Linked DNA regions of Mus musculus: region 1 is linked to region 2. A link is a loop called in an ENCODE intact Hi-C map of the cell type or tissue named here. Cell type or tissue: heart. All regions are shown on one strand.

Region 1 (5,000 bases), 180 kb before region 2:
TTTCCTGCAAATGTTTTTACATCATTTTTCTTTAGAGGTGAATAGTACTCTTTTACAGAGAGACCTAATTTTCATTATGCACTTACCCACTAACAGACAACTAGGTTGATTCCAACTCTTTGCTATAGTGAATGAACATGGGATACAAATAATCTCCATGGTAGAGACCGGACCCTTTCTTTTAAAGGGGGTAGGAGGAAATCATTTCAAGGCTAAAGCTCACAACCCTTTTTATTTTTACTTTGGTCTGTCCGAGATCCACCTGCTCTGCCCTTGGGAGTGATCAAAGACACTATCATGACAAACAGCATTTTTTTTTTAACTGAAAAGGCTTAAAAGCAATTTAAGGCTGTCAGCACCAATTCATGCACTTGACAAACACTTGTAAATTATTACTTTTCTCTTCTAGACTTTAGTGATGGCTTAAGTTACTCAAACTCTGGTTCCTGGCACCTAAAGTTTCCCCCTAAGTTTCTATTTATAGGAACCATATCCTTCATAATCTTAAACCAATTTTCCCCAGCTGCTAACAAATACATCGTATCTTTTTCATCAGAACACCCCAGACTCTGTCCCTTAGAACTGGAGCAGCAATGATGGGGGATGCAGTCCATTTATACATGAGAGGTCACTGCGACTTCTGGACAGTTACTTCTGGTCTCTAGGGATACTCTGGATTTGCCTTCAGAGACCTTTAAAACCACATGCGTAAGAGGTTACTTTCAAACACCTGAACATTTGTACCTCCCCCGCCCCCACCTCCTGCCATTCCTTATTACACATGAGGTCAGATTCCTAAAGCAAACTCTCCTGGAACCACTGAGTTTACTAATTTTTATTTTTTACAAAGTATTGAAAAAATCTTTTTAATTAAAAATTTGGCCATTAAAAAAAAAGCATAGTAGGCATACAAACAAAAATACATATTCGAGGGCTAGAGGTGTCAAAAGTATATATGGCATGCTCAAGTTTCTGGCTGACCCCAGTGAGTCCCTCCCTGGAAAAACGATACATCCTCCAAAGAGTTCAAGTAAAATTCCAGCTAAAGACTGACTGACGGTCAATCTTACCATGCGTCCTCTAGAAGCTGAGCCTCAGAACAAGCCCTTTACTTGTTAGGTCTTTATCAAAATCTAACAAAAGATCAAAACCTACAAACTAGCAAGCCTGTACACTGCTCGGGGGGTGAGGGGTTTGTGTGGATTTTGCTTATTAGATTTGTTTAGGGGGAAACTATATCAGAGAAAGAGGCTGCTAATACTTAGGGAGGTCATAGAAATATACCAATAAAATAAAACAAACCAACGGCTTTCCATAATGCTGACAATGAATCAAGAAAGGATTATATACTGGGTATCCTTTGTGATATTAAAGTGTTTAATACACTTGAGGAATTTTCCCGATATATTTGAGTGTGTGTCTCAGTAATGTAGAACACCTTATTCTCTAATGCACCTGATAATTAAGACATGTATGTCTACTGAGGGCTACAAAATTCAGAGACGTTTCTAACTCAGGGTTGGCATGGGGAAAGAACCTACATAATTAAGCCTAGCTATTTCGTGTAAGGTCTCTAAAAGAAAGGTGGAATGGGAAAGAGGCTTATTTACCAAGCAACACATCAGATATGAAAGGCTACCGCGGCACATACAGAACACAGGTCAGCCGGAATGCCCCAGGGCAGCATGGACAGATTATCTCAGGTCTCATCACCAAATGCTTTTACCCACACCAGAGCCACTGCTGCCAGTGCTTGCGGGTGAGGGGAGAAAACAAGTGCAACCTAATTCAGGCAAAAAAAAAAAAAAAAAGTTAAATCACCCCTAAGTCACCTGCTACACAACTCAATGTCTAGTTCACCTTTGGGGAGCTCCTCTTTACCTGGGTGTGGAGCTGTCAATTTCTCAGAACACTCCAAAACTTTGAACTATTCTATTCGGCCCGCAGCTTCTGAAGCTATGCTAATCCACATAGCTGCTAAGGAATCCACTTCTAGCAGTGGCCCTGCTGTTAGAATCCGGGTTTCCGCCTCCTCCCAGAAGGACCCGAAGACACTAAACAGCGCACTTTTTGACCTAAACCGAGAGGCAGCCGGACAAAGAAGAGAACGCTGCTTCCCAAGCCCCGGTCTCGGATGGCCGAACTCTGCTCCCTTACGCCAAAAGCGGCCAGATCCGGGACACCCCAAATTCTATTGTTGGACACCAAGGCGGACACACCCCTGGGAGAGAGGGAGAACTTCGCAGGATTTCCCCTAACTCCCAGGACCGGGTGGTGGGAGGGGCGGCGCTCCGGGACAAGCGAGGGGAGAGCCGCTCCAGCATGGCGCACGCGTGGCCCAGCCCGAGCCCAGGGCGCCCGAGGCGAGGCGAGGCGCTCCCTCTGGTCACCCTCATCAGAGCCTTAATCCGCCAGCCCGCCCTGGGGCCTGCGAGCCCAGCTAAAAATAGGCTCCTCGGTCACCCCGCGGCCCTGGCGGATCGACCTCGCCCTCAGAGGAGATGGCCGGGGAGCTCCGGCCACTCGCGGACCTGGGATCGGACCTTGCAGCCACGGGGAGATCGCCGAGCCAGAACCCTGGAGCCCGAACCCGCAGGCGGATCCTCGGAGCGGGCCGGCGGCGGCGCGGCCTGGGCGGACGCTGCACACTGCGACCTCCGTGCGAGGCCTACCCCGCGAGCGCAGCCCCCCGCCCTGCGCCCCGCGCCCGCGCGCCCTGGAGTCCCCGGCCCTGCTCCTCACCCTGCGCAGCCGGGTACCAGGCCGGGACGATGCAGCGGCGCGAGCTCTACCTCCTGGTCAGCGCGCTCCCAGGCCCCGCCGCAGTAGCTCAGGTGCCGTCGCGCCGCCCCGCAGGAAACGGGCGGCTTCGGGGCGGGGCGGCTCCGCACGTCCGGGCGTCGCGGCCAGAGGGGCCCGGAGACCGGCCCCTTAAAGGGACAGGTCCGCGCAGCCGGCGGCCTCCAGATGCCCCGCGCTGGGCTGCAGAGACGTCACCCTCCGCCTGGAAGTCCCTGCGGAATCCCTTCATCCATTCAACCCTACTCTGCCTCCCCCAGTCGGCCTTGGTCTCACGTGACCCTCGCACAAAAGTACCACTTGGCCCCCGACACGGGTTGATTCCTTTTAACCGTACTCCAAGTTGCTAGACATACACACACACACACACACACACACACACACACACACACACACACACACACACACACACGGCTGGGATTTCTCCTCCGAAATCCGCAAAACGAGGAATTTATAGAGCCGACCTAAATAAGTTGTGTGCAAATATTGTAAGGCTGCAATGCTTGCTGGCTGCTGGCCATTCCTTAAGCAAGGTTAAATAACTAGAAACTGCAGCGCTAAGAGGGGTTGACCAGAATCTCTGCGTCTCTCTGCTCTTTGCTGCGAGGATGGAAGCTTTTTCTCCGGTGTTGCTTTTTAGTGTTTTATTATTATTATTATTATTATTATTATTATTATTATTATCTCAGACAACGCCAGTCACTGCCCTGAACATATCTACAACATACTCTAAACTCTCCTCAAAAGTTACCAAATGATTGGCACGCTTCTAGAGTGTGGGGTAGAGAAATAGAATCAGACTCACCATTACCATTACCCAGGAGCAATCCTTAATGATTGGAGCATCAGATAAGTCTCAACATTAACAACAGAGAATGTCCTCATCATAGGCTAGTTACAAGAATGCTGCGCATCTGTCTGCGTTCGAATGATTTCCGCCCAAGCTTTCAGAGCTCTTCAAAGCAGAAATGAAAGCTGAAGCGTTTGTAGCAACAGCCTGATGAGGTATTGAGAATTCCACCAGTGTCCAATCACCACTTCTCAAGGAGCTTGCTCTTTTCCTTTCTCATGAGTATTATTCAGCACTCACCAGCTCCAAGGCCAGCAAAACACTGTTTCTGAGCTGCTGTCTCTTGAACCTGTAAGTGCCAGAAGATTTGGCTTTGTTGGGAAGTGAGGCCATTAGTAGCTTAATACAAAGTGTAACTGTATCATTTCTGTAATGGAATGTAAAGGTTCTTGAATAGCTTACAAACAACTCTGTAATTGCGCCCCCTCCACCCACAAAAAAGTTTCCAGTTAGATTTTTTTTTCTGACATTAGGAAAAGGACACCATCATTTGCATACAAATGATACATAGGTTCCTTCGTAAGTTACATAGTAGCATGGTCTTTAGGGAAGCAATCCTCCAAACGTCTTACTTCTTATAGTCGATACAGAAGTATAAATGCGCCAGCCACTTCTATTCGGATGAACTTTGACTTCTCAAAGGGGAACAGCTGGATGCTTCCTTCCTATAAGCTTTCTAATTGCTCACATCAAAACAAAAAGATGTACTAGATATGTTACAGGTGGCAAGCCCTATTGGTATTTAAGACTAATCCTCTAAGTTTTGAAGTATAGTAAAATGTAACATAATTAACTATAGTTAACACACATAATTAACCTAAGTTATAATTAACTGTGACTGCTGCTCACTACTCACCGATGTCATGTCCATGTCGCTGAAACCCACAACTAACTTGCTAAAAGGAATTAGCACTCCCCATCTGAGTTATCTCTTAAAACAATCAGAAATTAAACCTTATTGAAAACTATAAGGTATAATGTAGCTACCGAAAGACTATTTCTCCCCTCCCCCCTGCGCCCCCCCCCCCCCCCCGGACAAAAAGCACAGTTTACTGCTTTTAGCTTGTACCAGTTTTCTTCTTAACGGATTTTGGGGAAGATTTGAAGGCATGCAATATATTGATAGATGAAGAGGCGCCTGCCCATTCCTGTTTTGACCATGTAGGCTTCCCAGAATTGGGGAGTTCTGTAGAGATCAGAGTAGCATCTGAGTAAGAGATTGTATCTCACTCAGCCAGCTCAGGGAAGGCAGAGATAAGCATTGAAGTAAAGCAGCTCACAGTACTGGAAGGGAGGCTGGAAGGATGCCTGCCTTCATCTGAATAAAGGAGGAAGAAGGTTCTCAGAAAGT
Region 2 (5,000 bases):
GCCGCCAGCAAAGGTGAGAAGCCAGAGACAGGCAAGAAACACAGGGAAGGGAAGAAATGAAGTCAGCCAAACCTGTGACGACGGACAGGACAAGATTTCCCCAAGAGTCTGCTTTTCATGTGACTCTCTCCTCCAATCGGGTCATGACGGGAGGCTGGAGAGATGGTTCCGGGGCTCAAACCACTGGCTGCTCTTCAGTTCTCAGCGCCCACATGGCAGCTCACAATCATCTCTGTAACCAGTTCTAGGGTTTCCAACATTCTATTCCAACCTCAGCAGCCACCACACATGGCACATACATGGCCATACATGGTACACATGCACACAACAGGAAAAACTGGAAAACTAAATAAGTTTTTAAAATTCTCATTAAATTCTGGTCCTAACATCCTTTCTATTAATACCTTATGGCATAACTTCCAGTCTTTTTAAAGCCAAATCCTTTATCTGATGACTAGAGTAAACAAGCTTTTTGAGGCTGGGAAACTATAATCAATACACTAGCAGAGAGGGCCCACTCTTCATAGACAGCTCCTTATCTATTCACACCTGGTCTTCCCAGGGTCCTGCAAAAATACCTTCACCCCTTTCTCGCAACAGCCCCACAGCTCTTAACCAACTGCAGCAACAACTCAAAAATCTAAAGTGCAGACTTTCATCTCAATGGGTATGAATGAGAATCAAAGGTGAGCTTCACCAGGAAGCAAACTGCCATCTCAACCTCAGCCTGTGAAACCAAACAGCTCAAGTGCTTCCAAAGCACACTGGTGAGTCAGGCCCAAGTCCCGGGGGAGTAGGACACGCACTGACAAATAAGCCGCTCCTTAGAACTGTCACCTAGCACAGAATCTCCCACACGCATGTTAAACCTTACAGTTCCCCAGTCTCTCTGACTTCAGAGTCTGCTTTCCAGACAAACTATGCTGCACTGCGGACTGGGCTCCTACAGAACCAAGCAGTAGCCACTCCCGTGGCTTTTCTGGACACAGGCCACGCTACAAATCTCTTCAACCTGGACTTGTTAGCCAAAGGCTCTACAGGTCTTAGAGGTAAGCCCCATCCCTAAAACTCTCCATCATGGCCCACTTCTTGGGGACGGGGTGGGGCCTGTTTGGACTCCAAAGCTCTCCAGAGCAACATACTTTGAAATATAGGTGAATACTGAATGTCTTCACAGACTGTGCTAGTGTTCGTGGTTTTGCTCTCTCCTCCTCCTCCACCCCCCCCACACACCGAGTCTCTCTGAAGGAGACTGAGCCACACAGATCTAGACAAAGTTTAAGATCTCTAGAGAGGTGGCCACTGTGACTTAGATCACACCTGGGTTACTTAGACACTAGAATGTGAGGACCTTCAGAGCCTTTAAGTCATCCAGGTTCCTTGCCGGGCAGGGCAGCTGTAAAGCTCTGACGTGCCTTAGGGATTACTGTCCTGATGAACAGCACCTGGTACCACCGACCTACACTAATCTCCTGATCCAAAGTTCACCTGGCTGCTCCCGGCATGCGCTAGCCATCTCTCTTCTCATTGACAGCATGGCCAGCCTACTGTGTTCCACTCTTCCCCTCCATCCCTCTTAGTATGAAGTGTCCTATGTAACTGCTTCTGGGCCCTCGTGTCACTACGGGCAGTCAAGAGATGTGTGCTTGACCGCCAGTGCGCCAGTGCTTCTATGCAGGTCTACTATCTTTTCAAAGCCTGAGAAAAATCAACATTCACAAAATCACCTGCTAAAATTTATCATTTCACATTCGGAAGCACTACTGACAAAATGTAAGTCGCCTGACCCCAAAGGTAGTCCTCAGATGTGTTATATTACGTTACAGCCTAGTCTTGGGGTGGGGGTGGGCTGCAAAGCAGAGGCTTATTGCTGAGCTATAATCACAGAAAAAAACAAATGTCCCTGATAAAACGGGGGAGGGGGGGGCAAGAAACACCAGGATAAATTACATCATCGGGGGATTATTATTTAAGAAAAATGTTGGATTGATTCAAGCTCCCCTTCTTTGCAAGACAAAGTTCATTCAAGATCTGCTTGCCTTGGTCATTCGCTAACAAGCAGATCACTGGCAAAAAAAAAAAAAAAAAAGATAAAGCCAACTAAATTATCAGCCCTCCAGTTGGTTCAGCCCCCGCGCACCCTTTCCCAGCAACTGCTACATCAAACCATCAAACTGAGTTTAGCTTCCTGAAGGCACAGTGAACACCCTAATACCCCTTCCACGCCCAACCCCCAAGATCCCTCATATCTAAACCGAATGTCCTTAAACTGTACTACTACCGATGCTCTCCGAAATGAAGTTTAAGCACCTGACAATTATTACATCCAAACTGTACGAAGCCGAGATCCCAAGATTTTGGTTCAAATCTGCTAGGACCGAACTTCCTTTTTCTCCCCGCGGGTCCTCCCAGCCCTTCCGCGCGCCAAGGTCGCCACTCGGGGCCTGCAGTGACATCACGGTCTGTCTCGGTAGAGCCCTGACATCACCCGCACGCCGAGCCTCGGCACTGTGACCTCACCACCGCAGGCTCGCACGCCAGGGCCCCCCGGGGAGGGTGGAGGAGACGCGCCGCTCACCTGCACGGGGACACCCGGAGCCCCGCGCCCCGCACGCAGCCCACCCGCGGCGGCCTAGCTTGGGTCGCCGGACTCCGGGCCCAGGGAGCAGCCGGGCGCACGACCTCGGGGCCAGGCCGCGAGGACGGCTCTCTGGAGGACGCTGCGGCGGCGGCACCCCGAGCACGGCGAGCCGCGGTCCCCGCCCCCAACGTTCGGCCCTGCCGCGGGGAGCAGCGGGAGCCGCCACGGTGTCCACCTGCCCCGCGCCCCGCAGCCCCGCGCCCTCGCCCGGCCCACCTGTGCTTCTGCCGGGCCAGGGCCTGGCCCGGGGCTGCGGCAGCCCGATGCGGCGGCGGCAGGCCTGACTCGCTCCCCGACACTGAGGCGGACCAGGAGCTCAGCGCTGAGCGGCGGAGCCCAACGCTCGCCCCGAAACCCATTTGTTGGCTAAACCGGCGTGACATCACGCGCCGGCCCAATCGACGGTTGCCCGGGGGCGGGGCCGCAAAGCCTGCGTGCGCCAGCGCCCCCTGCGGGCGGCCGCGAGCGCTGTGGGGAGAGATGGGAGCTGCCAGGACAAGCGCCTACAAGCCTGGTGTGGCGGGAGATTGGGGAGTTTGAGTGTCACTGCACAACAAGGACCCTAACCCTAGAGCACAGTTAGAGTGACAAGTTCATTAACACTCCCAGGTGCTCCAGAAGCCTTAATACGTTTGACCCTGTTAGATATCCAACATGTCTGGGTTCTAATCTTGGTTCTACCACTAGCGTATGGTTCTATTTCAATTTTTATTTTTATTTATTTTATTTTATTTATTTATTTATTTATTTATTTATTTAGGAGACAGAGTTTCTCTGTATAGCCCTGGCTGTCCTGGAACTCACTTTGTAGACCAAGCTGGTCTCGAACTCAGAAATCCGCCTGCCTCTGCCTCCCGAGCGCTGGGATTAAAGGCGTGTGCCACCACACCCGGCTCATCTATTTCAAATTTTTAAAATGAGCTATTTAGCAAGCCCATGGCCCTGGGTTTGATCCTGATGTCCTACACACTGGGCATGTTGCTTCATATCTGTAATCCCAGAGTTTGGGAGGTGATGTCAGGTGCGCCACAGGTTCATGGTCACCCTCAATGGCAAAGCAAATTTGGGATCAGCGGGAGCAGGGCGCGGGTCCTCTCTGTTAAGAACACTGGCTGCTCTTCCAGGGGAATTCAATTCCCAGCACACCACAAGGTGGTTCGAAACTTGTCTGTAACTGCAGCCTCATGGAATCAGACGTCTTTTTCTGGCCTCCACAAACACTGCATGCACGGAGACAAAACACTATACACATAAAAAAAATTTTTACAAAAGAATATATTTTCCATAAAATTATGGCAGAAGTACCTACCAGAAAGTACATAAACTTTAAAGTTAAACTGCTAATCTACAAGAGCCTTGTAAACTTATCAGTGAAAGAAAAAAAAAAAAAAACAACAACAACAAGAAGACTCAGCACTTAAGAGCACTAGCTGCTCTTCTAAAGTACCCAGGTTCAATTCTCAGCACTCTCGTGGTGGCTCACAATTATCTGTTACTTCAGTCCCAGGGGATCCAAGACACACATCTGGTGCACACATGTGCAGGCAAAATAGCTATACACACAAAATTTTTTAAACAGCCTCACATCAGAAAATAAAAAACCTCTTGTGAAACGTGTGTGTGAAGTCTTAAAGAATCAAAATGTAGAAATAGGACCAGTGAGATGCTGCAGCAGATGAAGGTACTGACACTAAACCTGACACCCTGAGTTCAATCCCTACGACCCACCTGGTAGGATGAAAAGATGTCCTCTACATGTGGGCCGGAGTATGTGAATACCACCCATACAGACACACACACACACACACACACACACACCACACACACATACACATACACACACACACACAAATACACACACACATACACACATACATACACACACACACACACATACATACACACACACACACACACACACACACACATGCGTGGGCTGGAGTATGTGAAAAACCCTCCATACACACACACACACACAAATTTGCAATTTTAAAATATAAAACTAAGCCAAGCATGGTAGTACACATTTGTAATCCCTGAATTTGGAAGGCTGAGACAAGAGGTTGTGGCAGTTCAAAGCCACTCTGGGCTACTTAGCATGTACCGGGTTTCCTGGGCTGTATCCCTTTCTCATTTCCATGATCAAAATACTTAACAAAAGCATCTTAAGAAATTAAGGACTTATCTTGTAGCGCTGGAGAGATGGCTCAGTGGTTAAGAGCACTGGCTGCTCTCACAGAGGACCTGGGTTTGGTTCCCAGCACTCACATGACCTCTCACAACCTGCTGTAACTACAGCTTCAGGGGCTCTGACACCTTCTGGCCTCCAAAGGCACCAGGCAGATATGACGCACAGACA

The links. Peaks named below come from ENCODE experiments on the same cell type or tissue, not always from the same donor. Only the 100,000 strongest peaks of a DNase experiment are listed, where the experiment ranks them.
Region 1: it touches region 2 in a loop (2.5-fold over the local background); 1 of 42 quality-filtered maps calls a loop at or near these places.

Annotation. Positions count from the first base shown.
Region 1 is chr14:47,647,182-47,652,181 of GRCm38, reverse strand. It overlaps Ktn1 (kinectin 1), which reads right to left and starts at 2,871. Exons shown (of 39, transcript NM_001347527.1): 1 at 2,743-2,871. In heart, no CTCF peak of the experiment used is centred here; DNase peaks (open chromatin) are centred at 2,351 and 2,921; H3K4me3 peaks cover 2,875 bases; H3K27ac peaks cover 1,912 bases.
Region 2 is chr14:47,470,575-47,475,574 of GRCm38, reverse strand. It overlaps Fbxo34 (F-box protein 34), which reads right to left and starts at 3,014. Exons shown (of 3, transcript NM_001146086.1): 1 at 2,858-3,014. In heart, no CTCF peak of the experiment used is centred here; DNase peaks (open chromatin) are centred at 2,524 and 3,024; H3K4me3 peaks cover 2,384 bases; H3K27ac peaks cover 1,491 bases.